2 separate regions of the Mus musculus genome follow, and region 2 is linked to region 1. A link is a loop called in an ENCODE intact Hi-C map of the cell type or tissue named here. Cell type or tissue: left cerebral cortex. All regions are shown on one strand. Each heading gives the region's core, and the rest is flanking DNA. Links, peaks and the distances in the headings are about the cores only.

Region 1 (8,972 bases), core at 403-8,402:
GAGCCATAAACTGGATTGGCTGCCAGCATGTTTAACGAGATTATCCACTCACGACGTGGATGCTGTTCTGCCCTCCAACGATACATCCTAATCTCTGCCATGTTCTTTTTCTAAATTGGTATTTGTTTGTTTATTGGTGGGCGGGCATGGGTGTAGAGGTTAAAGGTTGAATTATGCAGTTGGTCGTCTTCATCATGTGGGTCCCAGGGACTGAACTGAAGTCACCAGGCTGAGCGGCAAACGCCTTTACCCACCGAACCATCCTACCAGCGCCCATATTCTTTCTGGCCGAGAACTTATCTATAGCAAACACTTCCCGAACAATTCACACAGGCTCATGAGCATGGATGACTTCACTCTACAGCTTCCTACGCTCTGCTGCGTCTCATGCCCATGTGACTCCTGCCTGTTTTGGTTGACTGTGCCCAGGGACCCCCACCTTCTGTACACCACCATCTTCCCGCCCAAAAGTCCTTGGACTATTTGAAAGCTGATAGCAGATGCTTAGAAGATACCTGACTACTAGGGGTGCTTAATGTCATGAGAACCAGAGAGATTTTGTTCCTCTAGACTGAGAGAGAGAAAAGAAAACAGACCCCCAAAATCCTTAACCTCTTGCCAATTTCACATTTACTCCCCAGTGCTTGGCTGAACCCAAAAAGCATCAGGATGTGTTGGTACAAGGATTCTAGTGATGCCACGTATCAATTACACCTGAGAAAATAAAGATGGTGTCATCAGTAAGCAAGTAACAGGGTGTGTGTGTGTGTGTGTGTGTGTGTGTGTGTGTGTGTGTGTGTACATACACACTCACACTCTGAAGTGCTGTGGTGCCGTTTAATAGGAAAGAAAACCTTCTCCTCTGCTTCCACAGTGTTTCCTGAGAGCCCCCAGTTATGTCAGACGGGCAGAAGCTGCACAACTCCACACTAGCTAGAATTTGTCCCATAACCAGAGGCACATATTCTTTGGACAGAAATCACAGGCCAATGTTTTTCTTCATTAATCTATTGTTGTGACATCCACACCTCTTGCTTATTGAAAGTTAATCACTTATAACTAGATTAAATGAGCAATTATTCATAAACGTCAAAAGGTAAAAAAAACAACTCAAAATGGCACAGAGGAGGATCACCCGTGATATACCGACACATCTGCCGTGAAAGAATCTCTTAGCTTCGGCTGCCAACTGGAAACAACCCAGAGTTATCTGAGCGAATCTCAATGGGGGGAGGGGGATTGCCTCAATTACACTGGCCTGTGCTATATCTGTGGGCATTTTCTTGATTGATTATTGATAGAAGAGGGCCCGGTTCACTGCGGTGGGCCTGGACTGTATAAGAAGTGTAACTAAACACTAGCCTGGAAACAAGCCAATGAGCAGTACTTCTCTGTGGTTTCTGTTTCAGCTCCTGCTTGACTTCTTGCCTCTACTTCCCTCGGTGATGCACTGTGATCTGAAAATATGAACGAGGTAAACTCTTTCCTCCACAGGTTGTTTTGGGTGGTGGTGGTTTTTATCACAGCAGCAGACGGCAAGGTAGAACATGGTGTTCTATGAACCTTGAAGGCATCATGGAGGTTTGAATGAGAATACCCCCCCCCCATCCATAGGACCATCAATTGGAATACCTGGTCATCAGGGGGTATTACTACTTGAAAAGATTAGGATTTGTGGCCTTGTTGGAGGAAGCGTGTCTGTGGGGATGGGCTTTGAGATTTCAAAAAGCCCATTCCACACCCAGAGCCGCTCTCTTCCTGCTGACTGCGAATCCAGTGGCTGACTGAGCTCTTATCTGGAAGAACTCTCAGCCACTTCTCCAGCACCATGTCTGCCTGTAAGCCACCGTGCTCCCCACTGTAATGGTAAGGGACTTAACCTCTGTCAGCCAGGCCGATTAAATGCTTTCTTTTATGAGGTGTTGTGGTATGGGGTCTCTTCACAGCAATGGCATGCTGAGTAGAACAGAGGTTACAAGTAGCTCAGACACTGATCCTACGATTACACTGGCATGAGGAACCTAAAGCTGTCAAACTAAGAGAGGCATGTGTGGCATGGCAGCCACCGAGGGGTGGGCGAATAGGAGGTTAGTAATTAAGTACACAGTTTCAGCTTGAGACAACATCCTAGAAACCCAGACACATTGATTGCTCAGTGAACAGTGGCACTCAAATGGTTAAAATGGTACATTTTTGTGTTACATATATTTTACTAAGTAAAAAACAATTAAGGTGGGCACAGAGGCCTACCTGTAATCCTCCTACCCTTTGGGGAGGTAGAGGCAGCTGGATAGCCATATCAGCCATATCAGTGAGACCTGGGTTCAATTGAGAGCCCCTGACTTCATGACTAATGACTAAGACAGAGAATGACCAAAGAAGACTCCTGGGGTCAATTTCTCAGGCTTCCACACTCAATGGCAGACATGTGTTCAAGCACCTACATATACATGTATGCACTCACAGGAGTATTTATACACACTCATTTTAAAACGTTAAATAAACACCTTAAAACACATATAAGATTTCACTGCAGTATTCATAAAGCCCAAAGCCAAATTCAAGGGTTGGAGAGATGGTTCCATGGGTACAAGCATTTGTTGCTCTTTCAGAGGACCCAGGTTCAAGTCCCAACACCCACATGGTGGCTCACAACCATCTATAACTCTAGTTCTAGAGGACCAGCTCACCTCTTCTGGCCTCTGTGAGTACCAGACATGCACACAGACTTACAAACATACCTGCAAGCAAAACACCCACAGACATAAGTTTAAAAAAATAACCTAAAAAATCCCATGATGGATGAATACAGGTGGTACGCACAGACAATGGACCTGATACAGCCATAAAGAAGAGTGTAGAACACCAAGTAAGAAAAGGTCACACACTGTACGGTCCCCATCACAAGAAGCACGTGGAATACCCAAATCCACGGAGACTGAGGGAGAGGAGTGTGCAGCATGCCATGGTGAGGGAAGAACTGAAAATGACCTACCATGGGTAAGGCATTCCTCCCTGAGCTGTTACAGAATTAGCTAGTGTTGGCAGTTGTACGGTTCGGTGAATATATAAGATGACGCAAGACATCAAAGCCACTGGATTGAGCCCAGGGTGGTGGGCTACACAATTCTATTGCTTCAGAGACTGAGGCAGGAGGATCACGAGTTTGAGGCCAGCCTGGGCTACCCAGAGAGCTGCTGTCTCAAAACCAAACAACAACAACAACAGAACACTTGGAAGACAGAGGCAGGAGGACTTGGACGTCAGGTTCACCCTCAGCCACACAGTGAATCTGAGGTCAGCCTGGGTTATATGAAACTTCAATTTAAAGGTGGGGGTGGGGGTGGGGATGAATCGCATATGGGTCATACCTAAGTTTTAAGTTTTTAATTAAATAAGAAAACCAATGGTTTGTGTTCCCTGTTCATACATGAATCCCTCTGACGCTCCTCAGGAGACTGACTATATAATACGGTTTCAGAGATGCAAGGAAAATTTTCTAGATGCTTGCTTTTATCAAGGGATGCATGGCTGAAGCTCAGCATGCTACTTTACTTACTGTCCACTAGATGGCACCATTTCCACTTAGTCACGGGGCGCCGAGGCGCCCGCTCCTGTTCCATCCATCTTTCGGAGGGCTATTACATTTATGCGATTTGGCTTGCTTAGAGAGAATGATTTACAGCAAGCCATGTTCTAATGCAATGCTCTGTATCGGGCCGCCATCCAGACTAAAGCACGTCCAGTATGACTCGCTTCAGAAGCAGGGCCCCAGACTAACTGCTTTAGGGTAATCAGCCTTGGAGTCTCAAACCCAATCACGGAGCTCCCCGGTGATGGGAATGGACAAACAGATAAAATAAATCGCATAAAAGCCAATTTGTCGGCAAAGGTGGCAAAGAAATTGAACGTGTAATTGGTTCTAATCCGGCCTCAGTGTGTTCCCGGATGTTTCTCAGTGGATGAGACACCCAGAGACAGACCTCCTCCACTAAAGCCCGCATCCTCTGAAGGCTTGGAAGAAACCAGGGCAAGAGGTTACACTTCAATCACCAAGGAAGCTTTCAAGACCACAGCGACTGCAACTCAGTCCAATTAAAAAGGCATCTGGGTCCGGGGTGGACACGAGTTTAACATATCTGTGCAGGGCTGGAGATGGTTTTGTGGTTTAGCACTGGCTCCTCTTCCAGGATCGGTTCAATTCCCAGCACCCATATGGCCGCTCACAACCCTTTGTAACTCCAATTCTGGGGAATATGACACCCCTTCCGGCCTGGATGGGCACTGCATGCATATGGTATACAGAAATACATATTGGGGTGTGGGTGTGTGTGTGTGTGTGTGTGTGTGTGTGTGTGTGTGTGTGTGTGTGTAAAATAAAATAAATCTAAAAGATATGCATGGTTGGGTTGAATCTACAGAACATCTAAGCTAAAGGCAATAGGACTTCCAAAGAGCCTGGGAAGCTTAGCTTGTTCAGCTTCCTGGCCTTTGAAGATGTACTTAGGTGAGGGTAGAGGGCCAGAGGCCAGGGAAATGGGTTAGAAGAACTCTGGGCAATGAAATGAGGGAAACCAAGAACGGATGGAGAATTCCCTGGGAATTGTGAGTGAGGCTAAGGAGATTGTAGAAAAGATGTTAACATTCCCTGGTGCTATACACACACACACACACACACACACACACACACACACACACACACACACACACACCTCAGAATGCAGTGACTTTCTGAGCCTATGGAAAATGAAGGTCCTGGACCCAGGTTAGACTCTTACTCCTGGGAAAGCAGGAGATCCTGTTTAGACCTTAACAAGGTATGGAAGCACCCACTGCAAAACTCCTAAAAGTCTAGGCTGGCCATGAAAGGGAGAGTAACTTTTTTTAAAAGACTCGTGCTGGAAGGAGGGGCTGCTTAGTCCCTGAAGTCTTTGCCATGCACCCACCAAGCTGTGGGTTCGAGCTTCAGCACCCTTTAACACCAAGTAGAGGGTCTCATGCATGTTCCCAGCACTTGGGATGGAGAGTCAAAAGAACCAAGAGGTAGCCTGGGCTACACGTAATCCTGTCTCAGAGAGGAGGGAAGGGGAGGGAGAGAAGAGGAATTAAAAGAAAGGGAGGGAGGAAGGGAGGGAAGGAGGAAGGTAGGAAAGAACAGAGGTAGGGAGGGATGGAGGGAGGGAAGGAGGGAGGGAGGAAGGGAAAGAGGGAGGAAAGAAGGAAGGAAGGAAGGAAGGAAGGAAGGAAGGAAGGAAGGAAGGAAGGAAGGAAGGAAGGAAGGAAAGAGAACTCACCACTAAATTCCTTCTTGAGAAAGTACTGGAAGCTCTGCCGACCCTTGGGGTCTCGAATCAGTTCGCTGAAGTTGAAAGCCCATCTCTCCACTCGCATCTTGGTTGGGATCTCCACCCTGCAAGGATGGTGACTGGTAAATGTGGCACTCCCTGGGAGACAGGGGCTGTACTTAGCCTCAGTGGGAGTGATAGGTCTACCAACCTTCATGAGGTCCTTGGCCAATGTCTCCACCTGATCCCAGTTTTGCTCTGCCCCCTAGCCTCTGCATAGACACACAATCCAAGTTGCCACTTACTAGGAGGACACAGCCTCCAAGTCCCCTGGGGTTCACACCAGAGATGTGGCCTCCCAGAGCTGAGGGAGAGTCACAACCCAGTGGATCCCTGTTCTTCAGGGGTAAAGATCCCCGTCATAAAACAATCTATGAAGGCTCAGGCTGCCACCTTCAAGCCAGGTTAGAATTCCAGTGACATATTGGTCCCTGGATGCTGTGGTCACAGCTACCAGTCAGCATCTGTCACTCACCAAGACTTCCCTTTTACCCTGAATGTGCACGAATGTTTGTGACAGCATTTGTCATGATAGTTACCACTTGGGAAAAGCCCAAATGTCCTTCTCTAGACAGACGGGTTCACACAGGGAAGTTTGTTTATACAAAACTGAAACAAAATGCTACATCCTGCTACAGTGTGAATAAACTCTGAAAGTTTAGCAGGAAGTGAAAAATGCCCAATGAAAGACCACACATCCTATGATGTCATTTACAGGAAGCATCTAGAATAGAAGAATACGGATAATCAGAAAATAGATTGACCACTGACCATCTAGGGGGAGGGCAGGGAGTGGAGATTTGGGGGCACCAACAACTAGAGGGTGCAGATTTGTTTTTAAAACATTGTGGTAGAGATTATATTCCCCTGTCAATATAACAAAATTTTAACTGTACACTTTAAATGGGTAAATTGTATGACATATGAATTACAACTCAAAAAAAAAAAAACTCAAACTTGATATAGGGCCTGGTGTATACCAGGTTGGCTTTGAACCTGCTATGTAGCTCAGGAACCTTGAATGCCTGATCCTCCTGCCTCCCAGGTGCTGGGGTTACAGGTGCACCATTATATTGTGTTGGGGGTCAAATCTGAGGCTTCATGAATTCTAGACACTCTACCAACTGAACCACAGACCACCCTAAAATAAAGCACATTTTGGGCTGAGGAGATGGCTCAGTGGATAAAGCATTTGCTATAAAAGTGTGAAAACCACTTTGGGTCTCCAGAACTCATGTAAAAACCTAGCAGGTGTGGTAGCCGCCTGTAAACTGCCCCCTCAGGAGGCAGAGACGGGATCCCCAGGGAAAGCTAGCTAGGTAGACTAGCCAGAACTGGAGAACTATGGGCTCAGTGAGAGACCACCACTTAATAAACAAAGTGTAGATGGGTGGAAGGAAGACATCTGATACCAGCCTAAGGCCTCCATACACATGAACACATGGACCCACACACCTGGTCTCAATCATACACACGTGCAAACACATCACACACATACACTCGACAAAATAAAATCAAACAAACCAGATTTGTTAAAATTTCAATGTTTGAAATACATACAATTTGGCATTTAAATCCCAGAACTGGGTGTCGTCTGTTATCCAAGGATTGCTTGGAAGGCAGCCGGACATGATGGCGTCATTGGACGAGAACTGCTCGCTGTACTTGACAATTCTGAAAAGCAGATAGAAAGAGGGCTTCCTAGAAATCCAACCCAGAGAGCCCGGATAATTCCATGGCATAATTGGCCTGCCTGGCCTCTCTTCTGGTATCGGCTTAGTTACATGTCTATTACTGTCTTCTCAGAAAAAAATGTGTGACAGCCCTGGGATGGGAAGCTATTTAGAGAGATCTGTCCTAGTGTGATAGTGCTGTTTTTCTTCCAGTCCTGTCCCCTTGTCAATTTTCTGTCCCTAGTTCAAACATGGCTTTGTCACATGTCATAGGAAGATTTTACATTCCAAAGTTGACTCAATCTGTGTCTTGGTGTCCATTTTAGAAGCTGCAATTGTCACAGATGAACCAAGACCACTGATCTTCTAGATTCCACCTCTGGAACCAATAATGCCTATGTTTGGGAACTTCAGTGCACTACTGGAAACCCTTTGGCCTCAAGCTAAGTGGGGCCTTCTGAGTTCATGCATTTCCTGATGTCTGAGACAGAAGCAATGCTCTTATCTGTGTGCAAGGAGAACCACGGGTTCTTGCCATGAATTCTGCCCATAGCCATAGGCTTACTTTTAGGGAAGATGGATCATTTTTTAAAAAAACTATTAATTTGGGAAGGTATAAAGGCTATCTGAAGATTTTTATGAGACCCTGACCTGTAACCTAATGTTGGAAGTCAGCAGTGACAAAATATGGTTCATTGGAACCTACGGTCAGTTTTCACGTTGCCTGTCATGTTTGACTTAAAGCAGACATTCTCTTACACACCTATCATTCGTGATTTAGCAAGACAAATCAGGGACATACCCTCCAAGAGACACCGAAGACTTCACTGTGGACCTCATTAAGGCCTGTTGGTAATACATGATCTGGAAAGAGAGACGGCTGTTAGAAGACAGCTGTGATTGTTAGTCACGACTCGGGAATCACTTGACAGACAGACAGACAGACCTCTGGGGATGTCTATGTGGGGATTTCTAGACTGGGTTGTGATGGGAGGCCCCACCCTTAAAGTGAACAGCACCAGGCCACAGGCCGGGCTCCAGGATTGAAGACACCGAGGAAAGTCAGCTGAGCAGCAACTGCATTCATAGCTCTCTGTTTCTTGACTGTGGATGCCCTGTGACCAGCTGCCTTGTGCAGTGCTGCTGTGACTCCCGCTTGCTCCCATGGTGGACTGTATCCCCCTAGAACTGTGAGCCAGGTAAACCCTTCCACCCTTAAGTTGCTTTGGTCAGGCAACAAGATAAGTAATATGATCTCCAACTCCCCGCCCTTGAGTACAATTAACTCTGATATTACAAAGATCCAAGGCCATGTATCTACACCAATAGTGTACTCTACATCTCTAAGTCAGGGCTTGGGTTCACACTTCAGACTTCTGGTCAATATTCTCCTTAACCCATCGTGTGCCAGTTTGAGAAAAACCAACAGCTGGGGGGCGGGGGGACGGGACACAAAATGTCCAAAGGAGGTTTGAAGTGAGATGGGGAGATATCCGTTGAAGTCCTGCAGAGACCGACCAAAGTAGATAGCTAGTCACCCTGCTCAGATTCCAAATGGATTTGTAAGAGTGGGGTCCAGTTTGGGGATGCACAGTCTTCTCTCCCACAGTCCTCCCTGACCATCCCTCAGATGTGTGGCTTCAAGGGACATTTCAGATCCCAAGCCTTAGCATCTGCTCCATTCAGACCTCACCAAGCATCCTTTGCTGCCCATTGATTTGGAAACAACTGTCTGAACAGTACACATGGATTTCATTTCATTACTTGCATGTGAAGCATAAAGCCACGGTACGCATAATTTGTTAGAAGACTTTAAAACCAAGCTTCCCTGGAACTGGGAGACTCATTACCTCTTTTCTGACAGCAGTGACAGTTTGTTTCTGTAAAACAAAGAAGAAAAGCCATTAAATCGGTGCCATTAAGTCGGTACGGTTCAAATGTCCATTTGAAAAAA
Region 2 (8,972 bases), core at 259-8,258, 53 kb after region 1:
ACCATTGAGATATGTGGACCAGCACCAGAGTAAGGGTCTATGGGGCCAGATGCTCCTCAGTTTGTCATGTGTCACCAGCTAATTCTATAGTAAAGCCCCGGCAGGTGGATCGCTACCTTTCGGTCACACTTGTCTTCTTGAGCCAAGATCGATCTCACACTCACTATGTAGCTGTAACAGCTAGTTTTCATGTCAGCTTGATACAAGCGAGGGTCATTTTAGAAGAAGGAATCTTTTTATTATTATTATTATTATTATTATTATTATTATTATTATTATTAGTTAGTTAGTTTTGGTTTTTCGAGACAGGGTTTCTCTGTGTAGCCCTGGCTGTCCTGGAATTCACTCTGTAGAGTGAATGCTGGCCTTGAACTCAGTAGAAGAAGGAATCTTAATAAAGAAAATGCCTCAATAGGATTAGCCTGTAAGCCAGCCTATGGGGCATTTTCTTGATTGAGGATTAATATGGGAAGGCCCAGCTTACTGTAGGCAGTGGCACCACTGAGCTAGCAGTCCTGGATGCTATCAGACATCAGGCTGAGCAAGCACTGGGGAACAATTCAGTAAGCAGTGTTCCTCTGTAGCCTCTGCTTCACTTCCTGCCTCCGGGTTTGGGCCCTGACTTCCCTCAGTGATAAACTGCTACCTAGAAGTATAAGATAAAACAAACCCATTCCTCCCCAAATTGCACTGAGCTTGAGGTGGAGGTCTGTGATGGAAACACTTTGACTCACAGGAGACAAGGCCCTACTGAGCAGCATCGGTCTCCCGCCTTTGAGAAGAGCCTCCATTTCCAGGGTGTCTGGAGTAATGGGGCAGGTACAGGAGACCCTTACATTGACTTGCTGGACTCGGGGGAAATGAAGATAGCTTATTATCCATCTGTCTCACCACAGTGGTCATCTTAGCTTACAGTCAGGCACATCATTTGTCTGTTCCAAACTTTGCAATGATTCCCTAGGGTGGGTAGGGGATCAAACTGCCTTCAAGGCATTCTGGGGGCTCATTATTATCGGGCTCATTATTGTCTCCCCTGCTCCCTCTACCTTTCTGCCTGTTTCTTGTGCTTTAAAATATGTCTACGAAGGGCCAACAGACCCTCAGACTCACCAGATCCCCTGTGTCTTTGCACTTCCATACCTTGGTGCATGTTGTCCTCTCTTCCTGCAGTCTCATCTATCTGTCCCTCCCCCCCCTTCCCTCCTCTGTCTCTCTCTGTCTCTCTATCTCTGTGTGTTTGTCTCTGTCTCTCTCTCCTTCCCTCCTTCTTCCTTTCTCTGTCTCCCTGTCTATCTCTGTGTGTTTGTCTGTCTCTCTCCCTCTCTCCTTCTTCTTCCCCCTCCTTCCTCTCTGTGTCTCTCTATGTCTCTGTCTGTCTGTCTGTCTCTCTCCCTCCTTCTCCTCCCTCCTCTTTCTCCTCCTCCTCCTTCTCCTCCTCCTTCTCCTCCTCCTCTTCCTCCTCCTCCTCCTCCTCCTTCTTCTTCTTCTTTCTCTCTCTCTCTCTCTCTCTCTCTCTCTCTCTCTCTCTCTCTCTCTCTCTGCCTAGACTCCCCCATTTATCCTTCAGTTCTCAGACCCATGTCCCCTGGTTATGCAGGCCCCCTCCCCTATCCCACACCAGAAGAAGACTCTGATCATTGTATCACACTTGCCGTGCCTGTATTGTTTCCAGGTTCCACCTATGCTTGTGTGCCTGGCAAGTCACTTAACCTCTCTGAGCCTCAGTATCCTTCTCTGTAAAGGACAATGGCAACTGTCTGACAAAACAAGACAATGCACGCAAAGCCCTGCCCACCTTGGACACTGATGGAGTGGAGAATAGTACCTCACCTGGGTCCGCATTCTGCTGGTCCCGGCCTTTTTTCTGAAAGCCTGGTTACTAACTCAGGTGGATAACTGCTGAGGACTTTCTACCATAGGCTCCTGAGGTTCTGTAGACCTCTGTTCTGTCCTCTGACCTACGGGGTTCTGTGATCCAACTCAAGACCCCAGTGGGCACAGATGGGAAGCAGACAGGATCCTTACCAGGACAAAGCAGCTAGGAGAACAATACTGTGGGTGAGGAGGACACAGTCTGTAGATCCAGAGAGGGAAGTTGCTCTCCCCATGGAGTCAGAAGGACCCTGCTTCACAGAGGAGCGGGAGTTTGGCAGAGGGGGGAAAGGATCTTTCTGTAAAAGCATGGGGTCCTAGAGAAATGAGGACATTCTGAGTGACAGCTTAGGGTGGCTGGCCTGCTTTGTTCTTCTCCTTGGAGGGCAGGAGTGGGAGTTGAGTAAGAGGAAGAGCCAGGGAGATGGTGGAAACTGGGCCCCGAGCAACCAGGCTGCAAAGGGTGGACAGTGTCCTGTGCATCTAGGAAGCCAATGGGGCCAGGGGTGGGGGGAACATCCTATATGAGAACTCACTCAGTGTGGGAAAGAAAACCAATGTGTATGAAGGGTGTCAGGGAGGAGGGGAGAGGCAGTGAGGACCATGAAGTAGGGTGAATGCAGAGGCTGTGTAGAAGAAGAGGTTTGGCTGGGAGTAAAGGGGAGATGGGCTAGATGGGACTGGACAGGGTGTAGAAGGGGAGGCTGGGGTGGAGGTGAGGGGGGAAGGTTAGGATGGAGAGAATCAGAGGACAGGCTGGGGAGGAAGTGAGAGGGTCTGAGGAGGAGCTGAGGAAGATTGTGTGGAGGTACAGCATGCCGGGGGTGTGGGGGGAGGATGCTGGAGAGCAAGACACCACTCAGAAGGCCAAGGGAAAGGATGCATGGGAGTGATAAACACACGAGTGCTACAGATAGGTGCTCTAAGCTCCAAGCCAGGGCCGTCCTGCACGGCAGGAGAAGACCAGCCTAGACACGATCTGAAAATGACGTTCGACTTTGGACCACCAGACTTGGGCAGCCTCTTGTCCTTTCAGGAGCTGGGAGCTGCACTGTCTACTCTCCTGAGTGAGACAGTGTTCCCTTCTGTTTACGGCATGGCCCTTACATCTCTTCTATCTGGCTTCTCGGGGAGATGACCAGGTGTGCCGAATGTCCTGGTGTGCCCAGGTCTGTCCAGCTTTTAACATCTTGTAGATTAGGATACTTAGTCACCAACTGCACCCAGTTGCTAAGCTCCAGAGGCTCAAGGCAGGGAGGGCCCAGCTTGTCACAGAACATCCATCGGGCTAATTCCCTCAACAGGATAATCCTATGAAAAGTGGCATGAGCCAGAGGTAGGGCAGACAAGTGACCTGGGACTTAATCCTGTGAGTGTCTCTTCCCACACTGTCTAACTTAAAAGCCCAGAACTAAATGAACCACTTTGTCCCCAAACACGTCACCCCATAGGTACATTCCACCTCCCACATGTCCATCGGGAACGGACACCCTGTTCTGGCCATTAGCCATCGACAAGAAACGGTTCTAACTATACAGAAAACACACAGATTGCCATCCTGGGATCAGGGGAGGCTCTTGATCCCACAAATCACATTTTCCTGGTCTTTTTATACACACAGGCATACACACACTTAAAAATCCTGCTGTTTAGTATTGGGGGAAATGTTCATTTAATAGCCGATTCCTTGTAACAATATAGGCTGTCTCAAATCACCGCGCAGCTTCAAGCACTCTCCTGAGTAACAGGTTGTTTTTGGCCTGCAGCAGACCATCACGGCTGCCTTCGAATTCTCCACTACAGTTTACGCGAAAACCCAATCATTATGGTTTTTAAATACAACACATAGAGCCACATAGAAGTCATTTAGTAAAATTGGGCAGCGCGGATCGACCTAGATGGACGCCCTCTGCCCCTGCCCAATCTTCCCTTGGACACTCCACATACTGGGTCCCCGCCCACTTGCCAGGGTCCAGATGGGGATTCCCAGGGTACCTTTTGGAGAAATGCCATCCTCGGCCTGTACTGCTGGCCTTGGTGTCGGATCGTCATTCTGGACCCTGGATGAATTCACGACCACAACACGAATGGGAGCGAAAGGGGAAACCCCCAAGTTCACAAGCCAGCCTGGTCTGCCCCAGCCTGGGCGTAGACCGGGAGGCACAGAGAGCGGAGCGCGCAGGGCCCAGAATACCGCCCTCCACCCCTCGACTCTCCCTCGCACCCGCCGACATGCAAAGCAGCTGGAATTCGCGCCAACCAATCAGCGAGCAGCGCCGCGCGCTCATTAGCATGCACTGCGCGGGCTCCCACCTGCCACCAGGGGGCGGCGTCCGGCTCCACCTGGACCAAACCTCAGGTAGGAAGGCCAGATCAGGGATGCTGAAGCTAGAGCATCTGCCCCAAGGTGTGTGAGCCTGTTAATCTCTTTATATACAGAAGTGAGACAGAGCACAGTGGGAAAGGAGCTTTCCGACGCCAGCTTGCAGGAGAGTTGGACATCTTTGGGTAAGTCAGCGCTAAGAATTTCTTTATAAGAGAAGAGAAAATTTTAAACAGTTTCATGGTATCCAATAGAAGTGTCCATGAAGCTTCTAATAGATAAGTGAGCAACGCTGTGATTGTTCCTAGATAGATATTTAAGATAAAAAAAAATACCAGATGTAGACTTTTATTAATTGGCCTAACAAATAGACTAACTAGTAAGATGTTGGTTTCAAGAGAGGAAGAAGTGAAGAAGCCCATAGACACTCTTTAGCTAACTGTGTGCCCTTAGGCAAATTATATTTTACTTCTAATTCCCGATACTTGTATTTGTTTGTCTTTAATAGACTCTTAAAGGAACTTTTAAACTGACCTAAAAATTGGGCAGATGGGACAGAATAGATGCCTCCAGAGTGGCCACCTGCTCCACACATTCATAACCCCCCTCCAGGGTCAACCTGTCTGGGGAGATTGGTATGTGTCACCAATTGATGAGCCTATATTGGCATATATCCAGAAAAAAAAAAAAAGGATGAAGCCTCCACTTAGTCTACACAAGCAGGATAGATATACAATGTCGCATCTCGCATGTTTAAGTTGAAAAAGAACAAAGGGATTCGCCTTAGTGGTGCTCAGTCAACTGGTATACCTTTAGCATCTAAGCCCTTATCCACTATTTTTTTTTCCTTTCAGGCACATTTATTTGTAAGAATCCGTTGAACGCTGTGGACACTCTCAGAAAGCATGCTCACACACATGTTCACATAACACTGACTCCAGTTTGCAAACAATGTCAAAGTGCTCGTTTCCCCTGGGCCCCATGCAGAAGCCCCCACATCACAAACTTCAGTGAAAAGGATGTGAGCTCTCCAGGGATGGGTTGATGCAGAGGACCGGGGTTTCTGCCAATCATACCAGACCTCTGAGAAGCGTGTTCCTTATGTGAGCTGGGATCCCAGGAAAAAGCTGCAATGTCTTGACGTTTCCTCATGGAACAACTTCTGGGTTTAGTGTTACACGGAATACACATAAGCAAATAAAGCCAGCATTTCTTAGTTCTATAAATTCTGAGTAAGGAAAATAGAGGTGATTTCCTAAGGGGGTGGATTGGGAGCTTAAGTCATTCAGCAATGAGGAAAATCGAAAATGTAAGGAATTGTGCTCAGCTCTAGAATAGGAGCCGTCGTAGAGAGCATGCTGCTCACTGTCATCTCTTCTTTCAAGCTTCCCTGTGAAGCAGTCATATTTTGGAGGATTTTCTCTTAGCCTATTGGACCAGAGATGCTTGGTGGGTGTACCAGAGGCTGGTCCTCAGCCTGCGATGTGGTTCCACAAAGCTTAGGTTACGCTTCTTAGAGTATTTATTATATTACCTTTGCAGATGTCAACCAGAGCCAGAGAGATGGGACATGGAGACAAGAGGAATCTGAGGTGAATTGCGAGCTGAATTCAGGGGGGAAGCAGAAATGAAAGATGAGTGGAGGAAGCCAGAAAACATAGAGAAGCCAGCAAACAGTACAGGCAGAAACCAACAGGAGCTGTGAGGCAGGTGAGAGCCCCTTGAGGCAAGCTGGGCCAGGGCCTTCCCAAGGGCAAGAGTGTCTCTGGGGCTCTCCCGCAGAGCTAAGTCTCTGTTCCTTCCAAAATGCTCCAATATGTAATTTGATATAAAAGGTTTAGGTAGCAGCCTGGAAAAGAAATTGATGCCGTTAACCTATTTAAACAACAATTATATTGTGTGCTGGGCTTTGTGCCGAAAGGCCTGGCATTCAAAACAGGCTGTGATTCCCATCATCTCTGTCTCAAGGAACTTACAGTTTCATGGAAGGAAAGAATAATTGCATAAAACCAGTGCAAAACACAATTCAGATATGTCGAAAACCAGACGGCACAACACAGTGCTTTGGGAAGGCCTTTTGTCTGAGTGGATGGCAACTGTGATGAGGGGGCATTATGGGGTCTCGAAGGGAAAGGGGGTTCAAGCAAGTGAGAGAGGATAGAGAAGCAGGAGTCAGCAGGATTGGAGGATGGTGACAGGGAGCTCACTGGACACCAGATCATAATACTGATGCAGTTTGGAAGGGCTGGGTCTGTGATGGAATGGGAATGGGCAGAAGGGGAAATGCCAAGAAATATAAATGTTCAATACTGAGGGGAGCACTGTGGGTAAAGTACCTGTTGTGCAGCCCTGAGGACCTGAGTTCAATCCCCAGAGACCCACTTTTTTTTTTTCTAAGAAAAACGGAGCATTAAGTACACTTGTAACTCCAGTACTGGAAGAAGACAGTCAGATCCCTAGAGATACCTAACCAGCAAGCCCAGCCTATGCAGCGAGCTCCAGACCAATGAGAGACCATATCTTAAATAACAAGTAGCTGGCTTGTAAGGCAGGACACCCAAGACCACAACACCCACACATATGAACATGTGTGTCCAGCCTTCCCACGCACAGGCGTGCACTCACACAAACACACTTACATGCATACATTTATACATACAAACTAATCTTTGTAAAGGTGACCACCTTAATAGGCATTGGTGGTTACACTGGCGAATTCATCTATTAACACTCAATTATGTTGCTCAAATTAGAGTCCATTGCTGTTTGTAAACAATACCTCAACAAAGAGACTGACCCTCAAATCCAACAAGTCAGAGGAGCATAGTGCTAATAGCTAATCGTTCTATGACTCCGTTACAATGATTCTGTCATTGTCCTCTTCATCACGGGTATCCTGTGTTCTTGTCATCCTTATAAGAGTGTGATTCAGAGCCTAAACTTAGATCACAGCCCTAAATATTATGCAACGCAATTTACAGTGCCATGGATCTTGTCCTCAAAGAACAAAATCTATTCTACGTATGATGGTGTGCCATCCACACAAGCTGCAATGTCCTTCGATACCTAAGTCAATAATCATCTTGATAGAATGTCGTAGCTTCCGTAGTTCAGCCCACTGTACCAAGGACTGGGGGTACAGAGTTTAAAAGGCATGTCTCTCACCTTTGGGCTTCTTTTACAGTGTGGGAGGGGAGGAGGGACCATAAGGGGTTCATTTCCTCATGGTGAATCTATCTGACTGCTTTGAAGCAGGAAGTTCCATGAAGTAATTTCTTAGAAATTGGCCAGTGTTAAAGGAGTCACCAGAAAACCGGGTGTGGTGGCACATGCCTTTAATCCCAGCACTCAGGAGGCAGAGGCAGGAGGATTTCTGAGTTCGAGGCCAGCCTGGTCTACAAAGTGAGTTCCAGGACAGCCAGGGTTTTACAGAGAAACCCTGTCTTGAAAAACCAAAAAAAAAAAAAAAAAAAAAAAAAAAAAGGAGTCACCAGAAGGCGTGGGAAAGTCTGGAGAGAGACAAATACTGGAAAGTCATTCCCATTACCAAAGCCCAAAGGAAGGAGAGCTGGTTCTCTATGTAGAAGATAGTCTTCTCAGAGAGATTTGACTGTCTCCAGGACAGAACTCTTGGAGAATAAACACCAGAAATCTCTCGTCCTGCCATCAGTCTCCTACTGTGGATGGCCACTCTTCTAGTCTGCAATAAAGAGGGCAGCTCAGCCTGGCTGAGGTGAATCTTAGGGTCAGCCTCCAAGAGCAGAATCTGGCAGAGCAGCCCAAATGACTGCGGACAGCAGCAGAAGAGGAGAGAAACGTCTCTGGTGCCATCGATGACTAGAGGTGTCTTGGAGTCCATCGCATGCCTTCGAACACTTTAATGAGCTCCGCAGCACCCACTCCTGTGACAACTGATAACTCCCTGCCTTAGACATAAATGGAGTTGGGTTCACCTGACTCAATGGGCCTCAGCCCACACTGTTCTCATTTGCATTCATAGGATTCTGTCGTGTTGGAAGTTGTCACAAGTATCTATTACATTTGCAAATGTAAAAATAAAACAGGAACTTGGGGGATCCTCTTAGATGGAGAGTATTTCTCCCTCACTCAATTGGACAAACAACACCTTCTGAAGACTTATCAATACCTAATATTCCACTGAGGAACCACGTGGGGCCAGCAGGCACCTCACTGGTCAGCTGCAGTTCAACAGAAGGGAAGTGAGGCTGGGCTCGCCCTTCTCCAAAGACAATTAGACAGCTAGAAAGCATCCACACTTGGCATGCTGCCTGTTGGCTCAGAGATGGGGAAAGAGGAATTGGAACTTTCCAGAAAAATCTTCTTCAACCAGGGCTTGTTTAGAAACCGTTTTAGCCCAGTGGTAACCACCGGCTACTGCCACAAAGCTCAATCCTGTATTACATACCCTGTCCATCTTGCCTTTATTGTCCTAAATTAAATTAAATTCATTTGGGTACGTGTTCTATAAGCACAGCTAGAAATGAACAAAGGAAAAAGAGACAAGATCACTTCTTCTGACCCTTCCTTCTCCACACTCAGCAGCACACACTTATATCTGCCCACCAGACAAGTCCCCTTAGAGCTAGTAACACCCATTCACCATTTTTTTAATATTTATTTATTTACTTATTTATTATATGTAAGTACACTGTAGCTGTCTTCAGACACTCCAGAAGATGGCATCAGACTTCGTTATGGATGGTTGTGAACCACCATGTGGTTGCTGGGATTTGAACTCAGGACCTTTGAAAGAGCA

Evidence for each region. A loop is a pair of places that touch in the nucleus more often than their neighbours do. Peaks named below come from ENCODE experiments on the same cell type or tissue, not always from the same donor. Only the 100,000 strongest peaks of a DNase experiment are listed, where the experiment ranks them.
Region 2: it touches region 1 in a loop (3.0-fold over the local background); 12 of 42 quality-filtered maps call a loop at or near these places.

The regions. Positions count from the first base shown.
Region 1 is chr11:109,241,159-109,250,130 of GRCm38, forward strand. Rgs9 (regulator of G-protein signaling 9) reads right to left here. Exons shown (of 19, transcript NM_011268.2): 10 at 8,869-8,898; 11 at 7,821-7,882; 12 at 6,906-7,019; 13 at 5,295-5,410. Among named protein-coding and RNA genes, the nearest start is that of Gm39440, 26 kb to the left of the region's middle. In left cerebral cortex, for the core only: a CTCF peak has its summit at 3,570 (motif pointing right); a DNase peak (open chromatin) is centred at 3,672; H3K4me3 peaks cover 316 bases.
Region 2 is chr11:109,294,071-109,303,042 of GRCm38, forward strand. Rgs9 (regulator of G-protein signaling 9) reads right to left here and starts at 4,111. Exons shown (of 19, transcript NM_011268.2): 1 at 3,868-4,111. The coding sequence starts at 3,924. It overlaps Gm39441 (a long non-coding RNA gene), which reads left to right and starts at 4,160. Exons shown (of 3, transcript XR_880277.3): 1 at 4,160-4,380. In left cerebral cortex, for the core only: a CTCF peak has its summit at 4,182 (motif pointing right); a DNase peak (open chromatin) is centred at 4,139; H3K4me3 peaks cover 1,275 bases; H3K27ac peaks cover 361 bases.